Linked DNA regions of Homo sapiens: region 1 is linked to region 2. A link is an interaction called in ENCODE POLR2A ChIA-PET data of the cell type or tissue named here. Cell type or tissue: K562. All regions are shown on one strand. Links, peaks and the distances in the headings refer to the core of each region. The heading gives the core; the rest is flanking DNA.

What was found. Peaks named below come from ENCODE experiments on the same cell type or tissue, not always from the same donor. Only the 100,000 strongest peaks of a DNase experiment are listed, where the experiment ranks them.
Region 1: POLR2A ChIA-PET joins it to region 2 with 5 read pairs; 4 of 35 experiments call an interaction of 5 or more read pairs at or near these places.

What each region holds. Positions count from the first base shown.
Region 1 is chr12:116,482,935-116,488,310 of GRCh38, forward strand. LOC105370007 (a long non-coding RNA gene) reads right to left here. Exons shown (of 3, transcript XR_945394.3): 1 at 5,375-5,376; 2 at 4,828-4,970; 3 at 1,464-1,719. Among named protein-coding and RNA genes, the nearest start is that of LINC02457, 30 kb to the right of the region's middle. In K562, for the core only: no CTCF peak of the experiment used is centred there; no DNase peak of the experiment used is centred there.
Region 2 is chr12:116,540,637-116,546,012 of GRCh38, forward strand. No RefSeq gene overlaps it. Among named protein-coding and RNA genes, the nearest start is that of LINC00173, 9.9 kb to the left of the region's middle. In K562, for the core only: no CTCF peak of the experiment used is centred there; a DNase peak (open chromatin) is centred at 2,115.

The DNA.
Region 1 (5,376 bases), core at 149-5,148, 58 kb before region 2:
GCTGAATCCTTTTGCTTAATTCTGAAGACAGGAGGCTCTGGAAATGGACCCCTGAGGATTCTCCACCCCAGGTTAGGCCACTGGTTGACTCATTCCAAAAAACTAAAGTACGTGGGGTGCGGTGGCTCACGCCTGTAATCCTAGCACTTCGGGAGGCTGAGACAGGAGGATCTCTTGAGGCTGTGAGCTCAAGACCAGCCTGGGCAACACACCAAGACCTTGTCTCTACAAAAATTAAAAAAAATTAAAAAAAAAAAAATGCTGAGCATGGTGGTGTGTGCCTGTAGTGCTAGCTAGTCAGGAGGCTGAGGCAGGAGGATCACTTGAGCCCAGGAGTTCAAGTTTACAGTGAGCCATGATTGTGCCACTGCTCTCTAGCCTGGGTGACAGCACAAGACCCTGCCTCAATTTAAAAAAAAAAAAAAGCCTGTGAGTCCTGAGACATGCTGTAAATACAGATGAAGCTTCATTCACTTGCCCGCTGCTCACCTCCTGCTGTGCAGCCTCGTTCCTAACGGGCCACCAATACCAGTCCATGGCTGGGGGTTTGGAGACCCCTGCTATAGATTTCTCAACTCTGGACTCTCGCATGAATGGCATCTTACCATATGTAGTCTTTTCTGACCAATTTCTTTCATTTAACATAATGTTTTTGAGGTTCATTCATGCTGTAGCTAGTGTCAGTACTTCCTTCTATGGCCAAATAACATTCCACTGTGCAGATATATCACATTGTGTTTATACATTCAAATATTCATGGACATTTGGGTTTTGTCCACTTTTTGGCTATTATGAATAATGCTGCTATAGCATTCAGCTACAAGTCTTTATGTGGGCATATATTTTCATTTCTCTTGGAGTATTTGCTGTTTTTATTGCTTTCTTTTATTCCTGGTCATGTTTTATTTATTTCGAGATTTCAAATAACAGAACATGAAATGGTTAATGGTTATACACAGAGAAGGCACGAGTTTAACTGAGCCTTAAGAAATACTGCTCTATGTGATAAAGTGCCTTGATAAAGTGGACAGGAACTCTCCTGAATGGCAATGATCATGTCTGATATTTCTTTTGGATCTATGGCAATTGCTCAGCCAGTGCTGGCTGAGTGACCTGAATGCTTAAATCAATTCAGATTCTACAAATGTTTACTGAGCTGAGTCTTTTCCCCGTGCCTGGGTACATTTATCTTGCAAGGCATAGAAGATCGTATGGCACAAATATTCATTCCCATTTTACAGATGGGGAAACTGAGTGAGGAGCGAAGGCCACAGCCCTGTGGCTTTAAGGAGTACTGGAAAATTGAACTGTGAGAAGTCATCAGTTGCACAGGTGTAGCAATGCACTTTGTATTCCGTTGGCTTCCCCATGGGAATTGGAAGCCGGGGGAGGGGGGGCGGGGTGGGGTCTGCTTTAAGCAGGAAAATCTGGGTTGTCCCAACAGATACACGATCTGGTGTTACTCGTTTTACAAAATTTCTTTATTGCACAAAATAACTGAAGATCACGGTCCTTGCTGGGTTCCCGGGAGGCCGGTGCTTTTCAGTGCTGCCGGCTGCAGAGTGCATCACTTCACACGCCAGCTGGGCTTCTGGCGGAGTTGTAAGTCAAAGTTTTGTAAATTAGATCGTATTTTAGGGAAGAGATAAAAGAATAAGACTCTGAATCTTTGAGAAGGATCTGTGTGTGTGGCGATAATCAGAACCGGATTTATGATTCCTGTAAAGACAAAAATCAGAGATAAATGTCAACAACGCCAGGAATCCCGTGATAATTAATTAAGAGCCTATGTGTGTAACAGGCACTGTCCTAGCTTTCAAGATTTTTTTTTTCATTTAAATCTTGCACAAGCAGAAGCATTGACCACAAAAATTGTGTTTGAGGTAGGTGTTATTGATCGCCAGCTTAAGAGTTGGGGAAACTGAGGCTGGGGAATATTAAGTAACTTGCCCAAGGTCACAAGAACTAAGAGGTAGAGTTCGAATTCCAACCAGACCCATACTTGTTTTTATTGTTTTATTTTGTTTTTGTTTTCTTTGGAAGCACTGGTTCTTTCCAGGAGACAGTCCACGGTTATGTGTCAACTCAGAGGTCAAACTGCTTGGCTGGAGCCCCAGCTTCATCCCTTACTCTCTGTGCATCTGTTTCCTGGGCTGTAAAATGAACTGCAAAAGACCTACCCTAAAACATGGCCGTGAAGTTCAATTTATTTAAAGCGCCTGGCACACAGCAAGTGCTTAATAAGTGCTAGCAATCATCATGCTGAACTGCTCTTGTAATAAAAGGATCCTTTCGTTAAATAAATTAAATAAATTGAACTTCACAGCTCTGTTTTAGGGTAGGGCTTTTGCGGCTCATTTTACAGCATTTATCAAGCACCTACAGTTCACAGCATAGCCCAATGCCCCAACATCATTCTACGCTAGGATTATAATTGGATCATCCCTATTCCGTAGTCGCTTACTCACTGTGGGACTTTAGCAAACTGCTTAACCTCTCTGAGCCACAGTTTTGGTAAAAAGAGGCAATAAGCCAGGCGCGGTGGCTCACGCCTGTAATCCCAGCACTTTGGGAGGCCGAGGCGGGCAGATCATGAGGTCAGGAGATCGAGACCATCCTGGCTAACACGGTGAAACCCCGTCTCTACTAAAAATACAAAAAAAATTAGCCAGGCGTGGTGGCGGGTGCCAGTAGTCCTAGCTACTTGGGAGGCTGAGGCAGGAGAATGGCGTGAACCCAGGAAGCGGAGCTTGCAGTGAGCCAAGATTGCGCCACTGCACTCCAGTCTGGGCGACAAAGGGAGTCCATCTCAAAAAAAAAAAGGCAATAGCACTCACTCCCAAAAGGGCCACGGTGATGATTCAGTGAGCTACACAAGGTAAAGTGACTTAAATTAGGAATCACTCAGATGGCAGTCCTTATTATTATCATTAGTATTGTTATTTGAGATGGGATCTCGCTGTTCATCCAGGCTGGAGTGCAGTTGTGCAACGATGGCTCACTGCAACCTTAAACTCCTGGGCTCAAGTCATCCTCTCACCTTGGCCTCCCAAGTAGCTGGGACTATAGGCATGCACTGTCAAACCCAGCTAATTTTTAAAAAAATTTTTATAGAGATGGGGGTCTTGCTATATTGCACAGGCTGGTCTTCAACTCCTGGGTTCAAGTGATCTTCCCATCTCGGCCTCCCAAAGCTCTGAGATTACAAGGGTGAGCCACAGTGCCCAGCCAGTCCTTGTTATGATTATGTGCTAGGAATTTTACACATGCCCTTTCCAGTGAATCTCACCACAATTCTAGGTTTTAGCTTTAAGAGGAGAAGGCTGAGGTCAGAGAGGTCAGTAACTCTCCAGGTGCCACCAATGGTCTGGGGTGGAGCAGGGCTTAGTGCTGAGGCCCATCAGGCATTGAACGTGCCCTGAAGGTTATCTATAGAACAGCCATTCCTGGCCAGGCGCGGTGGCTCACGCCTGTAATCCCAGCACTTTGGGAGGCCGAGGTGGGTGGATTATGAGGTCAGGAGATTGAGACCATCCTGGCTAACACGGTGAAACCCCATCTGTACTAAAAATACAAAAAATTAGCTGGGTGTGTTGGCGGGCGCCTGTAGTCCCAGCTACTCGGGAGGCTGAGGCAAATACAAAGAATTAGCTGGATGTGGTGGTGCGTGCCTGTAGTCCCAGCTACTCAGGAGGCTGAGGCAAATACAGAGAATTAGCTGGATGTGGTGGTGCGTGCCTGTAGTCCCAGATACTCGGGAGGCTGAGGCAAATACAGAGAATTAGCTGGATGTGGTGGTGCGTGCCTGTAGTCCCAGATACTCGGGAGGCTGAGGCAAATACAGAGAATTAGCTGGATGTGGTGGTGCGTGCCTGTAGTCCCAGATACTCGGGAGGCTGAGGCAGGAGAATGGTGTGAACCTGGGAGGCAGAGCTTGAATTGAGCCGAGATTGCACCACTGCACTCCAGCCTGGGTGACAGAGCAAGACTCCGTCTCAAAAAAAAAAACAAAACAAAAAAAAACAGAACAGCCATTCTTCTCTACCCCTGCCCCCTGATTTTATTTGGGTATACACCATCCCATGTATAGAGAATGAGACTTATCCCTACTCCCAGAGGAACATGTGAATGTGAGTGTTCTGGGAATGAGATTCCAAGAGGACAATAGACGTGCAAGAAATTTACTGAGATGCCTGTGAAGGATAAGAGAAAGAGAGCAGGAGTGGTCAGGGAAAATCTTTAGGGTGTGATGTGGGTCTGACACCTGGGAAAAGAGAGGGGGAAGGAAGGAGGACTGGGTTGGAAGAGGTTCAGGCTGCAGCCCAGCTCTGAGAAAGTCTCAGCCAGGCTGATGGGGAGTTAGAGTCCCACACTGGGCAGAAGTGCCCAGTTCTAGGCATGGTGGCTCACGCCTTTAACCCCAGCACTTTGGGAGGCCAAGGCGGGTGAATCACTTGAGGCCAGGAGTTTGCAACCAGCCTGGCCAACATGGTGAAACCCCGTCTCTACTGAAAATACGAAAATTAGCCAGGCATATTGGCACATGCCTGTAGCCTCAGCTACTCGGGAGGCTGAGACAGGAAAATTGCTTGAACCCGGGAGGCAGAGGTTGCAGTGAGCCAAGATCATGCCACTGCACTCCAGCCTGAGTGACAGAGTGAGACTCTGTCTCAAAAAAAAAAAAAAAAAGAAGAAGAAGAAGAAAAAGAAGTGCCAGCTCTAGAACCCGCACTATACAGTTCCTGTCTGGGAGCAGTCTGGGGAGAGCAGAGTCTCTGCATGAAGCAGATCCAATGGTGCAGCACCCATAGGCTGTCAGATACCTACCCTCCCCACAGCAGGTTCTCTTGAAGGGAGATCTGAGCGGTGCAGCTCCATGGCCACCACAGGTACATGTCCTTAGGCCAAGTCAATCAAAGCAATTTCACTGCCCTTGGTAGCGCCTGGTTTGGGCAGAGTAGATGATGCCCCTGGATCAATGAGACATACGGGAAGTCTACTGAGGGGTTTGTGGGAAAGGTGTTTTTCTTCTACCTCTCACCTCTCAATGCAGCTATATGAGGATGTGGTGTCTGGAGCTGTGGCAGCCACCTTGAGATCATGAAGTGACAAGCATGAAGGCAAAAGCCAATACGCTCAAGGTAGAGTAGGGAGATGGAAAGAACATGGAGCCTTGATGACATCAGTGTGTCCCTGAATTAACCACCCTGGAATATCCTCCCTCAAGAAACTTGTCAGTTGAGATCACAGGTCTCTTATTGCTTAAATTATCTACTGCTATGTAACAAATTACCCCCAAACTTAACAGCTTCCTAACAACAAACATTTATATCGTACACAGTTTCCAGGAACCAGGAATCAAGAAGCAGCTTACCT
Region 2 (5,376 bases), core at 203-5,202:
AGAAAAAAGTAAAAATAAAGTGAATTCAGTGGCATTTAGTACTTTATAGCGTTATGTGACCATCACCTTTATCTAACTCCAAGACATTTTCATTACGTCAAAATGAAACTCCATAACCTTTAAGTAGTCACGCCCCATTCCCTTCTCCCCGACAACCCCTGGTAACCATCAAACTGCTTTCTGTTTCTGTGGATTTATCTATTCCGGATGTTTCATGTAAGTGGAATCCTACAGTATCCTTGTGGTTCTGGCTTATTTTACTTAGCATAATATCTTTAAGGTCCATCCATGTTGTAGCATGAATCAGTGCTTCATTCCTTTTCATGACTGAATAATATTCCATTGTGTGGATAAACACAACTTGTTTACCCACCCACCCATTCATTGATGGACATTTGAGCATTTCCATCTTTTGGCTATTGTGATTAGTTAAGTAAGTTTAGTTTAGTTTAGTTTTTAAGATGGAGTCTTGCTCTGTCTTCCAGGCTGTAGTGCAGTGGCATGATTTTGGCTCACCACAACCTCCACCTCCTGGGTTCAAGCAATCCTCCTACCTCAGCCTCCCAAGCAGCTGGGATTACAAGTGTGTGCCCCCATGCCTGACTAATTTTTGTATTTTTAGTAGAGATGGGATTCCTCCATGTTGGCCAGGCTGGTCTCAAACTCCTGACCTCAAGTGATCCACCTGCCTCGGCCTCCCAAAGTACAGGGATTACAGGCATGAGCCACCGTGCCTGGCCCAAATAAGTTTACTTTAAAAGGAAATTCTACATCACTACAGTAAACGGGAAGCCAATATTTTTATAATACACAATACAATACCTACATAACTATTAGAAGGACAAATTTCATCTTTGTAGGTCATAAAAATCATCCTGTGAACTATCAGATGCAATCGTAAAAAGGCTGGGCTCAGGGAGTGGTCGGACTTGAGTTCAAATCCTGACTTTGCCATCTGTGTGACTCTGGGCAAGTGTCCTGTCCTCCCTGAACCTCAGTTTCTTTATTTGTAAAATGATAAGACTTAATATTCCTTCCTCTTGTAGTGGTTATGGGAATTAAGATCATGAGTGGCCTGGCAGAGTGGCTGCCACCTGTGATCCCAGCACTTTGGGAGGTCAAAGCAGGAGGATGGCTTGAGGCCAGGAATTCAAGACCAGCCTGGGCAACATAGCAAGACCCCATCTCTACAAAAAGTTTAAAAAATTAACTGCGTGTGGTGGCACACACCTGTGGTCCCAGCTACTCGGGAGGCTAAAGTGAGAGGATCACTTGAACCCAGGACTTTGAGGCTGCAGTAAGCTATGATCGTGCCACTTCACTCCAGCCTGGGCTTAATAGGGCAAGACCCCATCTCTAAAAAATAATATTTTAAATAAATAAATAAAACCATGTGTAAAGTGTTAGAACCATGCCAGGTACATAGCAAGCCCTTCGAAACACAAAAGCTGGTAGGTAAAACTACAGGTCATACACCCACTAGCGGTCAATATATTAGCAGCTAACAAAGTAAATATTTGTTGTGTGCCAGAAACTGGGTGAAGCACCTTCCAGGTGTTATGTCATCTTCTCAGGGTTCTAAGAGGCAAATATTATTATCCCCATTTCATAGATTGGAGAACAGAGGCAAAGAGAGGTGGAGCCAGTAGTCAAACATTCATGAAAGTTTAGGCCGGGCATGGTGGTTCACGTCTGTAATCCCAGCACTTTGGGAGGCCGAGGTGGGTCGATCACCTGAGGCCAGGAGTTCGAGACCAGTCTGACCAACATAGTGAGACCCTGTCTCTACTAAAAATGCAAAAATTAGCCAGATGTGGTGGTGTGTAGTCTTAGCTACTCGGGAAGCTGAGGCAGGAGAATTGCTTGAACCCAGGAGGCAGAGGTCGCAGTGAGCTGAGATCATGCCACTGCATTCCAGCCTGGGCGACAGAGCGAGACCCTGTCTTGAAAAAAAAAAAAAGTTCATAAAAGTTCATACAGTGCAGGACTTGAACTCCAGGAAAGTTAAACGACAGTATGAGAAGTAACTAAGAATCACCTCCGGTGGAAAGTGGCCCCGGGGCAGGGGTGATTCATCGCAAAATGGCTTCCTGAGCCCCTGAGGTCCAGCCTGGGCAGTGGCAGTGCGCGGCAATCCTGGCCCAGTGGCTCTGTCCTTCTTGGATTCCTTCCAGCAATGTCTCTTTATCAAGTCGCTCTTCCTCGGGTCTGCCAAGACTAGTCTCCCTGAGAGACTGCTCTCAGCCTTCACATCTTTTCTAGTTGATATCCCTCTAGCAGTTAATGGCTTCACCTGCCCTTCCTGTATTCCATCACCCAAAGACAAATCCAGTGTCCCTAAAACCTCACCTGTGCTCTGCAATCTCTCTCACTAGTTCCACGCTGCATCTGAGCCCTCGAGACTGCCATACAGCCTCTTACTAATTATCCACCCTGGTGCAAAAATTAGCACGTCTCAGGTTCACATGTATCCATTATACCTTCACCGATAGGGATGCAGTCTGCATAATTCACAGTTTTAGTCTGCATGGGGAATCCTGTCTCACCCATTGGCAACACTAGCATGGGGGTTGTATTACTCTTCTAGGGCTGTTGTAACTAATCACACAAACTTCGGGGGTTAAAACAACAGAAATTTATTTTCTCATGGTTCTGGAGGCTGGAAGTCTGAAATCAAGGTGCAGGCAGGGCCAAGCTCCTTCTGAAGGCTCTAGGGGACAATCCCTCCTTGCCTTTTCCAGCTTCTAGTGGCTCCTAGAATTATATTATTATTTATTTTTTGAGACAGAGTCTCACTCTGTTGCCAAGGCTGGAGTGCAGTGGCGCAATCTCAGCTCACTGCGACTTCTGCCTCCCAGATTCAATTGATTCTCCTGCCTCAGCCTCTTGAGTAGTTGGGACTACAGGCATGTGCCACTACACCCAGCTAATATTTGTATTTTTAGTGGAGACAGGATTTCGCCATGTTGGCCAGGCTGGTCTCGAAATCCCAACCTCAAGTGACCTGCCCGCCTCGGCCTCCCAAAGTGCTGGGATTACAGGCATGAGCCACCGCACCCGGCTGGCCCCTAGAATTCTTTGGTTGGTGGCTGCATACCTCCAGTCTCTGCTCTGTCTTCACATGACCTGCCTCATGCATTTTTGTGTGTCCTTTTCTGTCCCTCATAGGACACTTGCCACTGGATTTAAGGCCTGTCCTCATTCAGGATGATCTCATCTTGAACCTGGCCTAATTACATCTGCAAAAACCCTATTTCCTAATAAGATGACATTCTGAGATTCTGAGTGGATATGAATTTTAGGGGACAGTTTTCAACCCCCTGGATGGGGCTTCACAGAGAAGAGGTGCCTGGTAGTCTTTGTAACTGGCTTATTGTATATTTCAACACCCTGGACACACACATAAAAGGGTTCTTCTCTCAAGACAATTGTCAATGACATTCTTGCCAATCTCCTTTTCCCAGTCCTTTGTGGCATCATGAACAGATCCTGTAACTTTCTGGCCACTTCCCAATATTGAAAAGGCCAAGCCAGAGAGTCTGGCTCTGTCGCCCCGGCTGGAGTGCTGTGGCGTGATCTCAGCTCACTGCAACCTCTGCCTCCTGGGTTCAAGTGGTTCTGCTGCCTCAGCCACCTGAGTAGCTGGGACTACAGGCAAGTGCCACCATGCCCAGCTAATTTTTGTATTTTTAGTAAAGCCGATGTTTTGCCATGTTGGCCAGGCTGGTCTTGAACTCCTGGCCTCAAGTGATCTACCCACCTCAGCCTCCCAAAGTGCTGGGATTACAGGTGTGAGCCACCATGTCCGGCTGCCAGTTTACTTTAAAACAGCCACCTAGTCCCCATCTCCTAACTCAGGTTTGACGCACAGCCTGAGGAAACTGGAGAGGACCTGGCCACCTTTTGCTTCCTTCTCCCCGTGTTTCTGGCTCCCAAAGTACACCAAGGAGGAGGATTTCATGGGCAAACAAATTTGGCCAATGCTGCATTAAACCAAGTTACCCAGATGTCTCTACTTCAGGGTCAGTTGATGTGTGAATGTTCATCCAAGAACAGGTGGTTTCCAAACTTCTTCAGCCCAGGACACTATTTTTCCACAGAGCGTCCTACCTCCCTAGTGTTCCCCAGAGCACACTTTGTGAAACACCACACAATAAAAAGTACTGCCAAATATAAAGTATATCCACAACTATTACGTTTGCATAGCAATAGAAGATGAGTTTTTGAGTAAACACAGCAACTGTGGAACAGTTTTGTGATTTATTCAGAAAACTGGCTCCAAGATCGCTGTGGACAAGACCCAACTTGGCTGGGAGATTGTAATCCCTCAGTAGAGCCACGTGGACAGTGAAGCTGGCCGAAGTTTACTCTGAGAAAGGATCAGAGACTGAAATTGCTCTGATTTTCCTAAACCCAGCTTCTGTAGTCAGGAAGAGGTAACTGTCATATTTAAAGGCAAGTACTTTCAGGAAAAATTTGCATGATAGTGTGGTCCTATAAGTTATGCAATTCTATTATGCAAATTCAATGATAGGGACTCGGCAGATGATAATAATAATAATATAATAATAAGAGAAAAGATAGAATTAACAAATGCAAGTGGCAAGCAAAGCCTCGCCTTCTTCTCCTGGTGTAGATCTCGGATCCACCCAGTAATCTCTGCTCCCAAGGGCCTCTCAGCCTCAAGCATGAGTCTAGTATTTAAATATCTGTTGTTTTCGTATCCTACGACTTCTAAAAGCCGACCAACTTCAGCTGGTCCTCAGCTGGACAATTGGCAACCTCTTCTGATGCTGGAGAAAACCAGGCTGCCCTGGACTGATGGGGAGAAATTGACCAGCTCCCAACTTAGTGTCTTTCTAAGGATTTCCAAGGATAATTTCTGACCATTGTCTGTTCTCCCTAGAAGCTTTTTTTTTTTTTTTTTTTTTTTTGAGGCAGAAATCACACCACTGGAGTCCAGTGACTCGATCTCTGCTCACTGCAGTCTGTGCCTCCCAGGTTCAAGCAGTCCTCTCACCTCAGCCTCCCGAGTAGCTGAGACTACAGGCATGCACCATCATGCCCAACTAATTTTTGTATTTTTGGTAGAGACATGGTTTCGCCACATTGCGCAGGCTGCTCTCCAACTCCTGGCCTCAAGTGATCAGCTCCCCAGACCTCTCAAAGTGCTAGGAATACAGGCATGAGCCACTGCACCGGCCACCCCAGGAGTTTATCGAGTCACACGACCATGCCATTGAGGCTCCCCTGTAGTCTCAAAACTGAATTGAATCTAGTTTTGTCCATATAATCAAGGAGAATATTTTCTGAAAGCCAGGATTAACCCAACAATTGGATATCACGGGGGCCATCGAGGTGATAAGATGTGAGGAA